3 separate regions of the Homo sapiens genome follow, and all the other regions are linked to region 3. The links are chromatin contacts, found by Hi-C or POLR2A ChIA-PET in ENCODE. All regions are on one chromosome and are shown on one strand. Each heading gives the region's core, a stretch centred on a gene start or an enhancer-like site at or near the end of the contact. The rest is flanking DNA. Distances are from core to core; before and after follow the strand shown. Region 1 holds the start of ERV3-1 (endogenous retrovirus group 3 member 1, envelope). Region 2 holds the start of ZNF273 (zinc finger protein 273). Region 3 holds the start of ZNF680 (zinc finger protein 680).

Region 1 (2,757 bases), core at 258-2,757, 440 kb after region 3:
ATTCCAGGCCAGGAGCTGAAATTTACTAGACATTGTAGCATACACAGCCACAGTGGATATCTTGATTTATCCCCAGACAGTACTGAAACCCAGAACCAGGGAAAAAACTGAAGGGTGGCTGAGGACACATTACCTTATAAAGTTTCCAAAGGGAAACCCTGACCCAAAAATATTCTGATAAGGTTTCTGTGGCTAGAGGCAATAAAAGGAAAGGAGGCACAGAACATTTTTTACAATACAGTGTCAGGGGATTATTCTTTGCTTTCTTCTCTTGGGAAATCTTTACAAACAGAAAACAAATCTTTTTTAAAATGCCAGCCAATGCTTTGTCAAAAAATGATTAATTAAAATATGGTACCTAAAATGTACACTAAAGTGTACATTAAAGGACAAATAGTTGATAATGTGAATTAGGGAGGGGAAATTGGCATTTGGGAATGTCAGAAGGAACTGGAAATTTAGTATTTTACTGCAAGCCAGAGTTAGGCTGGAGGAATGGGAAATGGGGAGAAGTCTTGAGACCCTGCTTGAGACAGAAGTGAAAAATGCAGAGGAAAATCAGTGCCCTGTGGAGTGTGAAAATAATTAAGTGGCAGGCAATTAGACTGAGGTGGCTCCAGTCCTAGGGTTGCTACTTGCAAAAAAATCTAACTCGAATGATTTTTTTCTAAAGTATTACATTGGGGGAAAATAAAATTCAGGCTTAACCAACTATAAACTGCCAATTAACCTCTCATTACATGACCAGGGAATTTCCACCTTGATCGTACAAATTAAGAAACTACATAACTTTACCTAACCAATTATTGAATTTGCTTTCCTTTATCATGCACTTTATAAAAGTGTTTTCTTCAAGCCCCTTCCATAAACCACAAACTACAAAACATAGCTTGGTGCTCTACAATTCTTGAATTACTCTTTAATTAAATTCTTTAATATTTCTGCGGAGACTTCCACAAATTTTTAATAGAAAAAAAGGGGGACTGGGAACCCCGCAGACCAAAGCTCTTCCCATTCATGAACTCTGCATCCTGAGTCAGTATTCTCCCCTGACGACCGTCCAGTGGTCCCTGCACAATCGGGGAGAGCTGCGGCAGTGGGGGCAGAGCTGCCCACAGAGGACTCCAGAACAAGGCACAGTCACTGCGCAGGGAGGAGACAGGATGCCCGGGGTCCGAGCTGTCAGCCCGGCCGCCATCCTATGGCTGAAGGGGACTGAGGGCCGAGCTGCGCCAAGGAGAACTCGGGGCCGCGGATTTTGGAGCCAGCTGCGGGGAGGCCAGAGTCCCGCCACAGCCACTTCCCACCAGTTCCAACCAGCCCCGCCCCCTCTCTCGGGATGTCGGACCCGGCACTCTCACCATTTCTAGGCTTCCAGTGGGTCCTGGCGTCTTAGCTGTGGATCTCCCAATACCTGCAGGTAACGAGGCCACAGAAGCTGGGCCTCTAGGAGCAGAAGACACAGAGCAGTGAAGACTACACCAGAAGCTCCGGCTGCCGCCAGAGACAAAGGCCCCACCAAACCCGGAAGCCGTCCTGTCTGCTCCAGCTGAGTGCCTGATTGGACGGGTCCCAGCCCAGCGTCCCTGATTGGATAATGTTTAGGGCCCCACCCTCTCAGGCCTTGATTGACAGAAGACGTGCTCAGATGCTGGGCTGAATGTAGAGTGAACCCTAAGCCTTTTCAGGCAGAGCTTCCTCCCTGAGCTGACCCAGGCCCTCCCCAGACGGCATTTGCCTTGTAAGGCAACCGTCTGAAATAAAATGTGAGCCATGTGTGAATTCTAAATTTTCTAGTAGTTAAGAAGAAAGAAGAAACAGGTGAAATTCATTCTAACCATTTAATAACCCAATATATCCAAAATATTATTTTAGTATAGGAGCAATATGTAATTATTAATGTAGTGTATATATTCTTGGAACTAAATCTTTAAATCTAACCCTGTATTTTACCTTTCTAGCACATCGCAGTTCAGACCAGCCATATTCCAGCTATCCTGTAGCCACACATGGCCAATAGCCACCACATTGAAGTGCAGCTCTGATTTCATACTTCCTCTCTCTCTCTCCTCAAACCTCCTGTGCTTCCTTCCCTCCCTCCCTTCTGCTAAGCTGATGCTCACTTCTCCAACGTTACTAGAAGCCCTCAGAGTGAATGTTCTTATCTTCCCACCATCCACCGACTGTGTCTCTGTTCCTTCCACTGTCACTGTGTAATAATTGCCCTTCTGCGGCTGGGCATGGTGGCTCATGCCTGTAATCCCAGCACTTTGGGAGGCTGAGGTGGGAGGACTGCTTGAAGCCAGGAGCTTGAGACCAGCCTGGGCAACATAGTGAGACTCCATCTCTACAAAAAAGTTTAAAAATTAGCCATGGGCTGGGTACGGTGGCTCACGCCTGTAATCTCAGCACTTTGGGAGGCTGAGGTGGGCGGATCACCTGAGGTCAGGAGTTCAAGACCAGCCTGGCCAACATGGTGAAACCCTGTCTCTATAAAAATACAAAAATTAGCTGGGCCTGGTGGCGTGCACCTGTAATTCCAGCTACTTGGGAGGCTGAGGCAGGAGGGTCACTTGAACCCAGGAGGTGGAGGTTGCAGTGAGCCAAGAACGCACCATTGCACTCCAGCCTGGGTGACAGAGCGAGACTGTGTCTCAAAAATAAAAATAAAAGTTAGCAAGGCGTGTTGGTGTGCACCTGTGGTCCCAGCTACTCAGGAGGCTGAGCTGGGAGGATAACTTGAGCTCACGAGTTCAA
Region 2 (2,700 bases), core at 3-2,502, 340 kb after region 3:
ATATTATACATAATATTATATATTATTATACATATTTTATATTATTATATACAATAATATATATTACATGAAAAATTACATACTGCTCACATATTAAAATAATATTTTGAATATTAGAATATTTGAATTCTAGAACTAGAATATATAACGATGAAATTGTTACAATAAATTCCACCTGTTTCTTCCTTTTTTTTTTAAGTTTGGCTACTAGAATATTTAAAATTCACATGTGGCTTACATTTTATTTCAGAGAATTAACTCCGTTTTAAAATCTCAGGCTGCCTGCTTAAAGGACCAGAAGCTAGGAAGGTCGTAAAATCGGATATTAAATAATGTTATTATATTTTTTCCATTTGTTAATAGCCATATAATTGTGAACCTCAAATATCTGAGACAGATCTCAGTTAATTTAGAAAGTTTATTCTGAGGCCAGGCGCGGTGGCTCACGCCTGTAATCCCAGCACTTTGGGAAGCCGAGGCGGGTGGATCACCTGAGGTCAGGAGTTCAAGACCAGCCTGGACAAAGTGGTGAAACCCCGTCTTTACTAAAAATAGAAAAATTAGCCAGCTACTCTGGAGGCTGAGGCAGGAGAATCGCTTGAACCCCGGAGGGAGGTGGAAGTTGCAGTAGCAGAGATCGGATCGTGCCACTGCACTCCAGCCTGGAAGACAGAGCGAGACTCCGAAAGAGACAGAGAGAGAGAAAGAAAAAGAAAGAAAGAAAACTGGAAGTGGGGAGGCGGCTTCCAGGTCCTAGGTAGATAAAAGACAAATGGTTGCATTCTTTTGAGTTCCTGATTAGCCTGGGAAAAGGAGGCAATCAGATATGCAATCATCTCAGTGAGCAGAGGGGTGACTTTGAATAGAATGGAAGGCAGGTTTGCCCTAAGCAGTTCCCAGCTTGACTTTTCCCTATAGCTTAGTGATTTTGGGGCCGCAAAATTTATTTTCCTTTCACACACTATACTATTTATTAATATAAATGCATATGACCTTATACACAAGGTTAAATGCAAATACCCCGTGGGTGGGCCGGGCTCAGTTCAGGGAGGAAGCCCTGACTGAAAAGCCTGCAGTTTAGGTTTCATTCTATCTTCTTTCAGCCCAGCAACTGAGCACACCTTCTGTCATTCAGGGCCTGAGGGGGCGGGTCCTTAAACATCCTCCAATCAGGGACGCTGGGCTGGGACCCGTCCAATCAGGCACGCAGCTGGAGCGGACAGGACGGCTTCCGGGATTTGGCGGGGCCTTTGTCTCTCGCTGCAGTCGCAGCTCCAGGTCTCGTCTTCACTGCTCTATGTCCTCTGCTCCTAGAGGTCCACCTTCTGTGGCCCCGTTACCTGCAGGTATTGGGAGATCCACAGCTAAGACGCCAGGACTCCCTGGAAGCCTAGAAATGGTGAGAGTGCCGGGTCCCAGATCCCGAGAGAGGGGGAGGGCCTGGTTGGAACTGGTGGGAAGTGGATGTGGCGAGACTCCGGCCTCCCTGCAGTAGACTCCAAAATCCGCGGCCAGGAGTTCTCCTTGGCGCAGCTCGGCCCTCAGTCCCCTTCAGTCATAAGATGGCTGCTGGGCTGGCAGCCGGGATCCCGGGCGTCCTGTCTCCTCCCTGCGCAGTGACCGTTCCCTGGCCTGGAGCCCTCCCTGGGCAGCTCTGCTGCCGCAGCGCCGCATCTCTCCTCGATGACTCGGGATGCAGGGTTCATGACTAGGAAGAGCTTTGGTCCATGGGGTTCCCAGACCCTCCTTTTTTCTATTAAAAATGTATGGAAGTCACCGCGAAAATATTAAAGAATTTAATCAGACAGTCATTCACAAATTATAGAGCACCCAGCTGTGGTTTGTAGTTTGTGGTCCATGGGAAGGGCTTGAAGGAAAGACTTTTATAAGGTGTGTGATGAAGAAAGCCAATAATTGGTTAGGTACCGTTATGTAGTTTCTTAATTTGTAAATTCAGGGTGGACATTTCCTGGTTATGTCATCAGAGGTTAATTGGCAGTTTATGGTTGGTTAAGCCTGAATTTTGTTTCCCTCAATGTTGTAATTTACAAAAAGTTTGAGTTAGATTTTTTTTTCTTTCTTTCTGAGACAGAGTCTCACACTGTCGCTCAGGCTGGAGTGCAATGGCAGCCATCTCGGCTCACTGCAACCAACGCCTCCCGGGTTCATGCAATTCTCCTGCTTCAGCCTCCCAAGTAACTGGGATTACAGGCGCACGCCGCCACGCCCAGCTAACTTTTCTGTATTTTAGTAGAGTCTGGGTTTCACTGTGTTGCCCAGCCTGGTCTCGAACTCCTGAGCTCAGGCAATCCACCCGCCTCCGCCTCCCAAAGTGCTAGGACTACAGGCGTGAGCCACCGCGCCCGGCCAATTTGAGTTAGATTTTTTTAAAAAATGGGGACCCTGGGACTGGAGCTACCTCAGTCTAATTGCCTGCTACTTAATTGTGTACACACTCTACAGGGGATAGATTTTCCCCTGAAATTTTCACATGTGGCCCAAGCAGAGTCTCAAGACTACTCCCCACCCCCAATTCCTTCAGCCTAACTCTGGCTTGCAGTAAAATACCAAATTTCCAGTTTTTTCTGACATTCCGAAATGCCAACTTCCTCATCCTAATTCACATTATTTTAGTGTACATTTTAGATACTGTATTTTAATTAATCATTTTTTGACACAGCATTGGATAGCACTTTAGAA
Region 3 (2,700 bases), core at 103-2,602:
GGTCAGGAGATCAAGACCATCCTGGCTAACTTGGTGAAACCCTGTCCCTACTAAAAATACAAAAAAATTAGCCAGGCGTGGTGGCGGGCGCCTGTAGTCCCAGCTACTCAGGAGGCTGAGGCAGGAGAATGGCGTCAACCCAGGAGGCGGAGCTTGCAGTGAGCCGAGATCGCGCCACTGCACTCCAGCCTGGGCGACAGAGCAAGACTCCGTCTCAAAAAAAAAAAAAATTTACATTAGGCACAGTGGCTCACGCCTGTAATCCCAGCACTTTGAGAGGCCGAGGCGGGCAGATCACAAGGTCAGGAGTTCAAGACCAGCCTGTCCAACATGGTGAAACCCGTCTCTACTAAAAATACAAAAATTAGCCGGGCATGGTGGCGGGCGCCTGTAATCCCAGCTACTCGGGAGGCTGAGACAGGAGAATCACTTGAACCCGGGAGGCAGAGGTTGTAGTGAGCCGAGATCGTGCCACTGCACTTCAGCCTGGGCGACAGAGCGAGACTCCGTTTCAAAAAAAAAAAAAAAAAAATCTAACTCAAATACATTGTTTTTTGTAAAGTATTACATTGGGGGAAATAAAATTCTTGCTTAACCAACTATAAACTGCCAAGTACCCTCCGATTACATAACCAGAAAATTTCCACTTTGATCTTACAAATTAAGAAGTTATGTAACTGTACCTAACCGATTATTGAATTTGGTTTTATTCATCATACACCACTTAAAAGTCTTTCCTTCAAGCCCCTCCCATGGACCACAAATTACAAATCATAGCTGGGTGCTCTACGATTTTTGAACCACTCTTCTATTACATTTTTAAATATATTTGCAGTGACTTCCATGAATTTTTAATAGAAAAAAGGAGGGACTGGGACCCCATGGACCAAAGCGCTTCCCATTTATGAACCCTGCACCCCGAGTTATCGGCAGAGATGCGGCACTGCGGGTGCAGAGCTGCCCAGCGAGGGCTCCAGGCCAAGGCACAGTCACTGCGCAGGGAGGAGACATGACGCCCGGGGTCCGGCTGTCAGCCCAGCCGCCATCTTATGGCTGAAGGGGACTGAGGACCGAGCTGCGCCAAGGACAACTCGGGCCGCGGATTTTGGAGCCCAGTGCTTGGAGCCTGGAGTCCTGCCACAGCCACTTCCGACCGGTTCCAACCAGCCCCTCCCCCTCTCTCGGGGTGTCGGACCGCACTCTCACCATTTCTAGGCTTCCAGGTGGTCCTGGCATCTTAGCTGTGCATCTCCCAATACCTGCAGATAACGGAGTCACAGAGGCTGGGCCTCTAGGAGCAGAATACACAGAGCAGTAAAGACTAGACCTGGAGCTCCCGCAGCAGCTAGAGACAAAGGCCCCGCCAAATCCCGGAAGCCGTCCTGTCCGCTCCAGCTGCGTGCCTGATTGGACGGGTCCCAGCCCCGCGTCCCTGATTGGATAATGTTTAGGGCGCCACCCCCTAATGCCCTGAGTGACAGAATATGTGCTCAGCGGCTGGGCTGAACGTAGAAAGAGTGAAATCCAAGCTGCAGGGTTCTCAGGGAAGGGCTTCCTCCCTGAACGGACCAGGCTCACACCAGAGAGTATTTGCATATAACCCTGCGTATAAGGTCGTATGCCTTTATAAATAATATATTATGTGGCTATTCACACATGAAAATAATGCAATAACAATTATTTAAAATTTTCCAATTTTATGAGCTCCTGGCTTCTTGTCCTTTGAGCGGGTAGCCTGACATTTTTTTTTAAAAAGGCAGTCCTCTGAAATTGAATGTGAGCCACGTGAATTCTAAATTTTCTAGAAGGAAAATTTTAAAAAGAAAAAAAAACAGGAGGAATTCATTGTAGAAATTTAATTAACCCAATATATCCAAAATATTATCATTTTAATATGTGACCAGTATGTAATTATTAACAAAGTATATATATTTTGGAAAAAAAATTAAAACTATGTATTTTACCTTTCTACCACATCGCAGTTCAGACCAGCCACATTCCATGCACCCAGTAGCCACAGGTGGCCAATAGCTGCCACATTGAAGTGCAGCTCTGATGGCAGAAGATGAAATCCTGAACATCCCTTTTCTTTTTTCTTTTCTTTTCTTCCTTTCTTTTTATTTCCTTTCTCTTCTCTTCTTTTCTTTCTTTTCCTTTCTCTTCTCTTCTTTTCTTTTCAAACAGAGTCTTGCTCTTATGTCCAGGCTGGAGTGCAGTGGTGCAATCTCGGCTCACTGCAATCTCCACATTCCGGATTCAAGCAATTCTCCTGCCTTATTTTCCCCAGAGTAGCTGTGATTACAGGCATGTGCCACCATGCCTGGCTTATTTTTGTATTTTTAGTAGAAATGGAATTTTGCCATGTCAGCCAGGCTGGACTCAAACCCCTGACCTTAAGTAATCCTTCTGTCTCATCCTCCCAAAGTGCTGGGATTACAGCCATGAGCCACCACACTGGGCTTGAACATCCTTTTCCTGCCATAAATAAGGGGAAAGTCTTTCCCTACCAACATCTCTCTTCAGTTCCAAGGGTAGAACAGATAGTGGCCATAGAAAGAGCAGAGGACAGCAGGAATAAAATAACAACAGGAAGACCACCTGTTGCCCACCTTTCTTCCAGAGATCAGACAGTGAACAAAGGACGATGGGGCCACAGAAGAAGAATGCTCTATGTCTACAGATCCCTCCCTGGTCTTTCTT

Evidence for each region. A loop is a pair of places that touch in the nucleus more often than their neighbours do. ChIA-PET counts read pairs that join two places held with the same protein, here RNA polymerase II (POLR2A). Pooled maps may share reads with other maps.
Region 1: a map of B cell shows a loop between it and region 3 (29-fold over the local background). The contact joins the promoter of ERV3-1 here to the promoter of ZNF680 in region 3. A Hi-C loop is called at or near these places in 5 of 168 maps with a recorded cell type or tissue (B cell, CD8-positive, alpha-beta T cell and naive thymus-derived CD4-positive, alpha-beta T cell), 6 of 37 single-sample maps with no recorded cell type and 17 of 50 pooled maps. POLR2A ChIA-PET finds 5 or more read pairs at or near these places in 10 of 52 experiments (A549, CD4-positive, alpha-beta T cell, CD4-positive, alpha-beta memory T cell and 6 more).
Region 2: a map of B cell shows a loop between it and region 3 (19-fold over the local background). The contact joins the promoter of ZNF273 here to the promoter of ZNF680 in region 3. A Hi-C loop is called at or near these places in 11 of 168 maps with a recorded cell type or tissue (B cell, CD14-positive monocyte, CD4-positive, alpha-beta T cell and 5 more), 28 of 37 single-sample maps with no recorded cell type and 24 of 50 pooled maps. POLR2A ChIA-PET finds 5 or more read pairs at or near these places in 9 of 52 experiments (A549, CD4-positive, alpha-beta T cell, GM12878 and 5 more).

Annotation. Positions count from the first base shown.
Region 1 is chr7:65,005,180-65,007,936 of GRCh38, forward strand. It overlaps ERV3-1 (endogenous retrovirus group 3 member 1, envelope), which reads right to left and starts at 1,508. Exons shown (of 2, transcript NM_001007253.4): 1 at 1,362-1,508. It overlaps ERV3-1-ZNF117 (ERV3-1-ZNF117 readthrough), which reads right to left and starts at 1,567. Exons shown (of 4, transcript NM_001348050.2): 1 at 1,362-1,567. RefSeq lists an enhancer at 1,439-1,498 and a silencer at 1,599-1,768.
Region 2 is chr7:64,902,021-64,904,720 of GRCh38, forward strand. It overlaps ZNF273 (zinc finger protein 273), which reads left to right and starts at 1,253. Exons shown (of 4, transcript NM_021148.3): 1 at 1,253-1,399. The coding sequence starts at 1,298. RefSeq lists enhancers at 248-1,120, 788-837, 858-907, 1,121-1,993, 1,308-1,367 and 1 more.
Region 3 is chr7:64,561,719-64,564,418 of GRCh38, forward strand. ZNF680 (zinc finger protein 680) reads right to left here and starts at 1,353. Exons shown (of 4, transcript NM_178558.5): 1 at 1,207-1,353. The coding sequence starts at 1,236. RefSeq lists an enhancer at 942-1,301 and a silencer at 1,402-1,511.